2 separate regions of the Homo sapiens genome follow, and region 1 is linked to region 2. A link is a loop called in an ENCODE intact Hi-C map of the cell type or tissue named here. Cell type or tissue: HCT116. All regions are shown on one strand. Links, peaks and the distances in the headings refer to the core of each region. The heading gives the core; the rest is flanking DNA.

Region 1 (5,383 bases), core at 63-5,062, 430 kb before region 2:
AGCATGGTGGAGGATGAGGAACCTGATCAGATATGAAGGGTGATCAGATAATAGAGGATGAGGGATTCTGGCTAAACTGACTTAACACGATTATTGTTAAAAGTGCGCAATGCAGAGCTACAAACATTTAAGTCCAAAAGTCAGAGCTTTTGTTGAGAAGAGCCTTCAGAGGAACCTGACTAGAGTTTGGTCATGAAGAGAATCTTTGTCACTGTTCAAAAAATGTCTGATAAGTAATTAAATTATTAGAGATTAGTTGATATATTATCTAAATGTGTTAGTAATTTAAATGGTTTGGCATCTTTTCTGACTTGAATTTTATAATATTTAGATAATGTAAAAATAGAAACTTATAGCAGTATTAAGCATTGGGGTTTCAAAATGAAGCCTCCAAATTCTTCCCTTGAGGACTCCAAGCTCCATCTTTAAGAATCCAGGGTCTGATGTTTCTTTCTTTTTTCTTTTTCTTTTTTTTTTTTTTTGAGACAGAGTCTTGCTCTGTCGCTCAGGCTGGAGTGCAGCGGCGTGACTTGGCTCACTGCAAACTCCGCCTCCTGGTTTCAAGCAATTCTCCTGCCTCAGCCTCCCTAGTAGCTGAGATTACAGCCATGCGCAATCTCAGCCATGCCTGGCTAACTTTTTTGTATTTTTAGTAGAGACGGGGATTCACCGTATTGGTCAGGCTGGTCTCGAACTCCTGACCTCGCGATCCATCCGCCTCGTTCTCCCAAAGTGCTGGGATTACAGACGTGAGCCACCGCGCCCGGCCCCCAGGGTCTGATTTTTCAAGTATGAGAACAAGATAGTAAAGAAGCCTGAGGGGAGCCCAGCAAAGAGAACCAAACACCACTGAAATTTGGGGAGCAGAACCAGCTATATATTTTGCAGGGCCCAGTGAAAAATTAAAATGAGGGAGCCCTTGTTCAAAAAGCAGGAAGACAATGCTGTTATAATTATGAATATATACTGATATGGGTGTGAGCTGCAGGCTCACTCCCACCAAGACACCCTCCTAACTCACCTGGGCTCTGCCAGTCTGCCAGCCAGTGTCGGGAATGACAGCCATTATGCCACACCCCAGAAATCCCGGGATTAGGCTGCAGGAACTTAATCCCTCTTCTGTAGACCCCCTAGGGGGCTTTACTGCTGGAGGCAGGTGGGGAAGAGGGGTCGGGAAAGAGAGTGGGGAAGGATGTCAGTTAGCAGGGCAAATTCGTTGCTGAAAACCCATCCAGGGGAAGCAGAGCTCTTGGGAGTCAACTCTTCGGCAGAACTCTTGGGAGCCAACAGACCCCCATGCCTAAGCATGCTACATTGTCATGTTGGCTATAGCTTACAAAACATAAGTTTAAGGATAAAACTATTGAGAACTTCAAGAGAGTCATTACAAAACATTAAACCCCAAGAGTAGGACTGGGTGTGTGTGTGTAGGGGTGCTCGGGGGATGGTGGTAAATTGTGCGACTGCATAGATCTCAGGCCCATGAAGCTCACCCCATTGGGGAGCTTAAATTATACACAGAATCTTTAAAACAGCTTTGCGCAATTCCTTGGCTGGAAGAACCAAGACTGACAAAAACGGGTCCACAGACGCACCTAGAAAGCGATCTGAGCCTCAGTTTTCCGACCCAGTGTCCAAAGGCCAAGTGGACAACACACACACGCTCTCCTTGTAGTTAGGAATACCCATTATGATCTTTGTGAAAGAAGTTTCATTGTGGTGGGGACACGGAAAACTGAATCTTCTTTGAGTAGGCATGTCGTCTCCACGTCTGCCTCAATTCCGCGAGCAACGATTTTCAGAAGTACATGCATTTCCTTCTCTTCCGTTCGCTGCATCTTCAGTTTCTCCTTAGTCCCTCCAACCTGGCCGAGGACAGGGCCACAGGACCACACAGTGCCCTTGTCTTACCAGGGACACGGAGGAGTCAAGGTGTTCCAAATGCAGACAGTGAGTGCACTATGGAAGGCGTGGGAAGCAAGCAAGCAAGCAAACAAACAAGCAAACAAACAAACGAACAAGCCCTGAATTCTAAATCCAACCCTAGAAGTCGGTGTATGAGAGCCTAACGGTTTGAAAATCAAGTTCCTGAGAAAGGATTTCAATCGGTTTTCTTAAGTTGCAAAGGAGCAAACAACAAGTTGTAGGTGACTATGTTGAGAAGGAAACGTGAGACAACTCGAGGATGAAAGACAGAGACTAGAGAAGATAAATGGATAAGGAAGAAAAAAATATTGACGCAGCTGGACAGCGGTGTTAGGAGATGTTTAAGTTACTTGGAGATAAGGCACAACAGCTGAAGGGGACAGCAGAGTGGCGCAGCGGAAGCGTGCTGGGCCCATAACCCAGAGGTCGATGGATCGAAACCATCCTCTGCTAGGTGCCTGTTTTTTTCCTCCAAAACACTGCATCTTGCACTTGTTAGAGGTGCTTTAACACCTCTCATGAATGACTGAAGACCTACAGTGACCGAGGGAGTAAACTCTGTTTTAACTGCCTGGTGCTTTCTGAAACCTAGTGGTTCACTTTCAAAGAACGGAAGCATAAGCGGAGAAATGAGTGAATCTGCAAATGGGAGGTCTGAAAAATAAGGCGGTAGAGGAGCAGAGACCGGTGTGAAGAAGGGAAAGACTGAGGAAGAGGTGAAGAAAAAGAGAGCGAAAGATGAAGACTAGGTTGGGCGACCGGGAAAAAGATATTATAAAATTTTGACGTGTGTTTTGAAGAAGGTAATTCCCCAGACAGAAGCGGGTGTCACTTGTGTGTTGCTCTGGCATTACGATTCCAGGAAACTTCATCTCTTAAAGAGCTAGGAAAACACCGGAGGAAACAACGGGAATTGAACTGCTTCCCTTGTGACATAACAATCTTTCTTTACCCAAATGTTTGATACTTCTGAAGTTTCTTCCCACTTATCGAAGTCATTGTTGAAATGCGTACCTTCTGCCTCCAACCTTCTGGTAAGCTGATGAAGAAGCCTGGGCGTCCGCTCTAAAGCCGCCTTTACCAGCCAGCTACGATCTCTAAGGGCTGCTGTTCGCAATAATGAGCTGCGGGATTATTCACTACCGAAGGGGTCCCACTCTATTCTGAGCCCGATTTTCTTCGTCATTTCCCCTGTAATAAATACTACACAATAATTTTATATTTAACGAATAAACAGTTTGAGGTTGAAATGAATGTTCAATATAATAAAGCTCGGCTGCAGTGCTGAGGCACAGGTATATGACCAGAACGCTTGGAAGAACCTAATAATTACTGAAATCATGAGCCTTATTAGCACTTCTTAGTGAGTTAGAGCCCAGTGTAGAGAGCCTGGATAGCTCAGTCGGTAGAGCATCAGACTTTTAATCTGAGGGTCCAGGGTTCAAGTCCCTGTTCAGGCGAACTTCAGAAGTTTTACTTCAGTTAGGTCTAAACCCATCCCATTTGGGAACATTTTGTGAGGAGAAGGAAATATCACAAAGGCCGAAACAGACAAATGCATCGCTTTCTTCACTAAATTATGCTTTCCCAATATTATTTGAAACGTATCCCCAAGATTTCAAGAGAAGAGGAAAAGGACATGATATAAAAATAATAAACTGGTGATGGAATGACTGGGAAATGGACCATTTTAAAACTCCCTTGAAATGGCTCATTAATCCAGGCATGGGGGAGCACTTTGGGCAGTCTTGATTAAAATCCAAAATCTTTAAGAGCAGTGACCTTTGCATAGCCTGTCTCTGTGGTTCCTTGGAGTTTAGACCAGCTCTTCTTTCACAGAAAATTTGACCACTTTGCAACAGTTCCCAGTTGAAAAACTCATTTCCAAACACTTTTTGAAATAGTATTTTCTGTGTTTACATTATTTCTGTCATTATCCTGGGATTTGGATTATGGTTAATGACCCTGATCATGGGCTTCTAGTGCATGGCTTCTGTGGGCAGCACGCTAAACAACGCCACTATGAAACAAAGGTACCAAGAGTTCAACGTTGTTGATAGTTTTTTTTGTCATGTCCCTTTTGTCTTGAGCCTGACAATATTCAGTCCAAACACTGCATTTGGATCCATTTTGTAAGGTCTCGCCCTTTCTTTTTCAGTTATGTGATTCATTTGAAGTAATCAGGTCCATTTTGACTCTTTCCCCTGACCTTGTTTATTTTTTTATTTTATTTTATTTTTTTGAGACGGAGTTTCACTCTTGTTGCCCAGGCTAGAGTGCAATGGCGTGATCTTGGCTCCCTGCAACATCCACCTCCCAGGTTCAAGTGGTTCTCCTGTCTCAGCCTCCCAAGTAGCTGGGATTACAGGAGCGCCACCATGCCAGGCTAATTTTTGTATTTTTAATAGAGACGGGGTTTCACCATGGTGACCATGCTAATTTTGAACTTCTGACCTCAGGAGATCCGCTCGCCTAGGCCTCCCAAATTGCTGGGATTACAGGCATGAGCCACTGTGTTCAGCCTATTTTATTTTTTGTACATACTTAAAACATAACATCATTTTAAAAGTTAAACTGTGCAAAAGAGACATACTCGAAGAAATATCACTTCCCTTCATTGCTTCTTTTTCTTTCCTTCTCCAGCTTTTTCAACTCATTCTCATCTACCCCCTATAGGTAATCCATTTTACCAGTTTCTTTTTTATCCTTCCTGCACCTCCTTTTGAATAAGCAGGCAGACACATACTTATTTATTTATTTATTTGTTTGTTTATTTATTTTTAGACCAGGCTGGGGTGCAATGGCGCGATCTCAGCTCCTGCAACTTCTGCCGCCCGGGTTCAAACGATTCTCCTGTCTCAGCCTCCCGAGTAGCTGGGACTACAGGCGCGCGCCACCAGCCCTGGCTAATTTTTCTATTTTTAGTAGAGACAGGGTTTCACCATGTTGGTGAGGCTGGTCTCAAACTCCTGACCTCGCAATCCACCCACCTCGGCCTCCCAAAGTGCTGGGATTACAGGTGTGAGCCACCACGCCTGGTGATACATACTTTTTAAAATGTCCTCTTCTTTCTCAGACGAAAAATATTATACTATATTGTATATATATTGATTTACAGTATATAGATATTGATTTGCTTTATATATTGTATATATATTGATATCTATACAGTATCTATAGATATATACATATTGTATATATAGTATCTATAGATATATACATATTGTATATATAGTACCTATAGATATATACATATTGTATATATAGTATCTATAGATATGTACATATCTATAGATAGTATATGTATTGATTTACAGTATATAGATACTGATTTGATTTACTTTTTTTGTTTAGCAATATATCTTTGAAATCTCTCCATGTCAGTTCACAGAGATCTTTTGTACAGCTGCATAAGTACTCCATTGTGTGGAAGTAACAATCTAATCATTCTTTTATG
Region 2 (5,383 bases), core at 317-5,316:
AGTGATGCAAATCTCCAATTGTAAACCACTGGCCTAGAAATGCTAGATTCAAATGAACAAAGTAAAGTTGTGACTAAGTTAACATTTAAATAAATAACTGAAATTATGGCTTATTGCATCTTGTTTAATATCAAATATATACTAATAATAAATACAAATAAAAATATGTGTTGGGATGGTTTGCTAATGGAACAAGCATGCCAAGTTTGTATTTTTAGGTACTTAAACCTTGAAGACACAGTTTAATCAATTCCTTATAAGGTTTTCAATAGCAGCATTCCAATTCGCGTGGTCCTTTAAATATTAGTCTTCTGAGAAGTGAATTGATGGCCACCGGAGAATTAAAACAAAGAGCAGAAAGCTTTTGAGATGAAATGCTCTGTGTGAAGAATGTTCTGCCTGCTCTAGAGTACAGAAAATTATTTAAAAAGTCATTAAAACATCATATTTCAAGATTTGATTTATAAATCGATATCTTTAAAAACCAAAGCTACTGCTCATAAACTGTCAGATATTTTATTTTCAAGTGTTTGTTTTTGTTTTGTTTTGTTTTGTTTTGCTTGAAGGCTTTTTTTTCTGAGACAGTCTCATTCTGTCACCCAGGCTGGAGTGCAGTAGTGTGATTTGGCTCACTGCAACCTCCGCCTCCTGGGCTCAAGTGATTCTCGTACCTCAGCCTCCCGAGTAGCTGGGATTACAGGTGCACACCACCATGCCTGGCTAATTTTTGTATTTTTAATAGAGACGGAGTTTCACCATGTTGGCCAGGCTGGTCTCAAACTCCTGACCTCAGGTGATCCGCCTGCCTCCCAAAGTACTGGGATTACAGGCATAAGCCACCAAACCCAGCAAATCTTTTGTTTATTTTGGTTTGTTTTATTTATCTTATCTTACTTTCTTGTTTATCTTGCTTTCTTGAATTCCTTTTAATCATTGTCTTTCTAAGAATATTTCATGTCACTATAAAAATTATTCACTGAATCTCTGTTATTTTGCAAAGCTTTAAATAACATTGACACCATATATTCTGTGTCATCTTCTGTCATTCCTCTTAATTTACTTCTCCCTTCTTTCATAAATATAACAGGGGGAAGGGAGAATTCTACTTCCTCATCTTTCAAAACCAGGCTGTGAGACAGTCTGCAAATATGTTAATAATGGAGGAAGCTTCCTTTCTTTTCTTTTCCATTTCTTTTCTTTTACTTTTTCTTTTTTTTTTTTTTGAGATGGAGTCTGGCTCTGTTGCCCAGGCTGGAGTGCAGTGGTACGATCTCGGCTCACTGCAATCTCTGCCTCCTGGGTTCAAGCGATTCTCCTGCCTCAGCCTCCTGGGTAGCTGGGATTACAGGCGCATGCCACCATGCCCGGCTAATTTTTGTATTTTTAGTAGAGACGGAGTTTCACCATGTTGGTCAGGCTGGTCTTGAACTCCTGACCTTGTGATCCACCTGCCTCAGCCTCCCAAAGTGCTGGGATTACAGGCGTGAGCCACCGCACCGGACCTGAAGCTTCCTTTCAATGTGTAGGTTGAGTTTGGAGTAACTGACAGGTGTCAGGTAGTGAGAGTTTGGTATGTGATTTGTGTGTTCCACTTAATATTTCAGACACAGGTTGTTTAGGGCCACTTAACTGAAATGTACCTGAGAACATATTTGTTCCTCTCTGAGCTTTTAGTAAGCGTAGAGCAAGAATAACACTATGACATGTAATATATAAATCTTAAGATATTTTCAGCCTTCTTTGAATTTAGTTTGCAAGAAGGAGAGAATACTGTAGTATTCAAGTTTGTATTTTTATACTTAAACTTTGAAGACATAGCTTAATCAATTGTTTACAAATTTTTCAATAGCAGCATTCCAATTTTCAGGATCCTTTAAATATCAGTTTTCTTAGAAGTGAAGCTGAGGCTTGTGACAATCTCTTTTGCTCACATTCCTTTGAAAGTAGGTGGGAGAGAACTGCTATGAATAAAATGAGAAAGCAGAATTCAGATTTACTCTGAAGTATAAATGATTTCAGGCACAGTGCAGGACTACTTTTACAGCAGTGAAAAGACTATGACTCTGGTAGAACTCTGATAATAACATTTGAAATCTCTTTAGATAAAACTGAGAAGCCTAATGAGTAGGCCAGTGCTGTAGAGGGTACACTTTAGTTTATGAACTGCAATGCCACTTAAGATTCAGGAAAGTCTTCATTCATTTGTGATTTATTTCCTCGAGATATCATTGAGTCCCTAGATCCTAGATGCACAAATAAGACAATTCTTAGGGTCATACAAAACAGAAATGGTGAGAATATAAATTGCACTGTTGCTCTCTTGTTTTCAAAAATCAAAGTGAATCAGACTCCAAACAAAATGCCATGACTTATTAATTATTTGCCTGACACTGATAATCAAAATCTATCATGTAGCTGAAAATGATGGCTATCAAGGTTAAGAGGCTGGAGACTGAACGTCTACAACAGAATTTGAAATGTTACTCTCTACTATGTATTACAAGATTTTTTTTTTGTACAACTTGTATATCCCCAGTCTTACCTGTCATCAGCAAACCCATTGCTTTTTACCAACAGAAACTTTATTAATTTTTCCCTTCATCCCAACCCTTTCATATTGTGATGCAGTTACCTGCAAGGGACTCTCCATAATTGTGCTAATCGCTCAATACGGATTTCACAACCTATAAATTCCTTAATGCATTTTCAACATATGTATTTGCAACATACTATTGAAAATATAAAATTGAACACGTAAGGCCCCGCTGGGATTCGAACCCAGGATCTCCTGTTTACTAGACAGGCGCTTTGACCAGCTAAGCCACAGGGCCCCTGTTGGGCATATGTTCAGATATATCGTATTTATAACATTTTTGTAAAATGTATCAATTTGACAAAAGTGTACTTAATTTTGTGACAAAGAAAGCACATCTGTGTTTCTGAACCAGCAACAAAGCAGCAATTCCAACACTAAAAAAAATACTTTTCTTCAATGCAAGATTTCAGAATTTATTTCAAATTGAAATGAGTGAAATTTCTATTTCATGGTGACTATCTCCCCCTACAGGAAATATTGGATATCGCAACATATTTTAAATTTATTTCTCTGTTCGTGCATTCATTCTGTCCACAAATGTTGAGTCATTACTGCATTTCAGGTACTTTTCTAGGTATTGGAGAAAGAACATTGAATAAAACAGCAAAATTTTCTTCCATTATTGAATTTATGTTCTACAGGGAGATAAAACAACAACAAAAAACACCCCAAAACAAACTAACCAACTAAAAAAATCCAACAACAAACAAAAACACAAGTGATATGGAAACCAATCTCTTTACCGCTGGGTTATAGAACCCACGACACTACCTTCTGAGCTAATTCACTGCAATTGAGTAAAACCATTATGCTTCCTTCTATTTTATCTAATCTGGCACAAGAAAGTGAGCCTAGACGAGGACACAGTGATGTCGTGGAGATCTGTGGTCACCCTGCTTCCCACTTACCCAAACTAGGCACCTTGAGACCCTCTGTTTCAAAGACAGCTTTGGTCTCAACAGGAGATCTGCTGTTAGAAACAATGAGTTAGGTGTACACAGGGAGTTCTCCTGGATGGATATCTTTGCTTCTGTCATAGTCTTGTTCTGCTCATTTGCCTGCTGGGTTAAAATAGACTCAATTTCTAGACCCACATAGATTGTAAAACTGCGTGGATGATACAGAGAAGTAGAGAACAAAGTAGAGTACAATGTGATAGCCCTCACAGGATGCTGTGGGAACCTCTCACTTGGGCCTCACAGAGTTGCATGACCTTTTATCTCAGGTTCTTTGTCAGTTTAATGAATGCAGAAGGAGTCATGGAATGTTTAGCTGAATGCAGCTTAGCATGGGGAAAAGCAGATGAAACCAATATCCTGAAATATTTAAATAACTGCCTGGTGCTTTGCATATGCATTCATTAAGCATCCACAAAATGCAAGACCCTGGAAAGATGAGAAATTACTTAGGTTGAGGTTGAGTTTTTATTTTTTAACCAAGCCTGGTGTTGCTTCTGATTTATTTCCTGTGGGTCATGAACCTCTACTCACTACCTAGCTAATCACAAAGCCAGGTTATACCAATTTTTCAGCTTTATTGGCTGAGGTTTTTTGTGAAGCTTAGTTATGTATTCCCCGACTTCTGTTTCTCACTGACAGGTGTTTCATAAATCTTGGTATGTGTAAAACCCTGGAAGAAAAGCCCTTTGTTTCTCCTTTTGGAAATCTTTCCAAGATACAAGCAGACATTTCAACATAAAGTAGGTGCTGGAGTGGTGTGGCTACAGATAGATTGCTGCACCCTTGAGAGAAATTAACACTACGAAACCCCTGCTTAAAGTGTTTCATCCGGATTTCTGCTGACATTAGAAGGAAAGTTCTTTTCCTGATTCCCTGACTTTTGGGGCTATTCTTTCTAGAACCTACCTTTTCCCACAACATCTGTGTCTTCCCTAAACTTATGGCCTATCATAGCAAACATTTTGGCCAACATCCGCCTTATAAAAAGCCTTGCTCAGATCTTCAAATAAGCCTCAATACTGAGGACAGACAAAACCCTTCTTATTATTGTTAGAACTACCTTATCAGCATCAAAGAAGCACAGGATTGTAGTCAAGTTAAATAGATGCTGAGTCTGGTACCAGTCTTTGCAATATTACTACTGCATGAAGGCCTTCCACCACTTAAGTAGCAATGATATTTATTTATTTAGCTCCAAAAATGGCTTATTTTATTATTTTGTTTGTTTGTTTGTACCTTACTGAGCTAGTGCCATCATGCATTTACCACCCTTAAATCTTTAGAACAATCTTAGAAGGTGGTAACTTTCATTAATTTCCATGGAGAGATGAGAATGATAAAACATAGAAATATTAAAAAGTCATTTCAAGACCATGAATGCCATAGGTAGAGTAAAACAGTTTTCTTTCTGAAAATGTGGTTGGCAGACTGTGTAAGATACTTCCATACCAATATTAGTGCATTCATAAAATGCAAGCTTTTAATCTCACAATTCCCCTGTTTATACCAGATTTCTAGCAATGCTCACTCAAAGCTGCAAAACATTATTGTGAACCAGAGAACTTCACACCTCTAAGATAAACATGTGCTTTGCACTGAGTATCATATGGTACACGCCAAGCAAGCTCTCTACTTTTCGAGCAAATCATACAGCATGGGTTTTATTGAGCCCTATTACTCACTTGTCACTACAATTTTATTCTGTAATAGATCTAGGACCCTAGCTCTCTCACTAAGAGATAGCCTCTGAGTCAGAGTCCATAGATTTCTGCTACTCAGGCCAGTAAGATCTGAGAAAATGTGTTCTGGAGAATTGCAAGATCAAAAT

The links. Peaks named below come from ENCODE experiments on the same cell type or tissue, not always from the same donor. Only the 100,000 strongest peaks of a DNase experiment are listed, where the experiment ranks them.
Region 1: a loop joins it to region 2, with 2.6 times the contacts of the local background. A loop is called at or near these places in 9 of 110 quality-filtered maps.

Annotation. Positions count from the first base shown.
Region 1 is chr6:27,589,817-27,595,199 of GRCh38, reverse strand. TRK-TTT4-1 (tRNA-Lys (anticodon TTT) 4-1) reads left to right here and starts at 3,314; the gene lies at 3,314-3,386. TRX-CAT1-6 (tRNA-iMet (anticodon CAT) 1-6) reads left to right here and starts at 2,308; the gene lies at 2,308-2,379. RefSeq lists silencers at 556-850, 2,254-2,343, 2,316-2,610 and an enhancer at 2,584-2,793. In HCT116, for the core only: no CTCF peak of the experiment used is centred there; no DNase peak of the experiment used is centred there.
Region 2 is chr6:27,159,719-27,165,101 of GRCh38, reverse strand. It overlaps TRT-AGT6-1 (tRNA-Thr (anticodon AGT) 6-1), which reads right to left and starts at 2,831; the gene lies at 2,758-2,831. In HCT116, for the core only: CTCF peaks have their summits at 2,848 and 3,054 (motif pointing left); a DNase peak (open chromatin) is centred at 2,771; H3K27ac peaks cover 405 bases.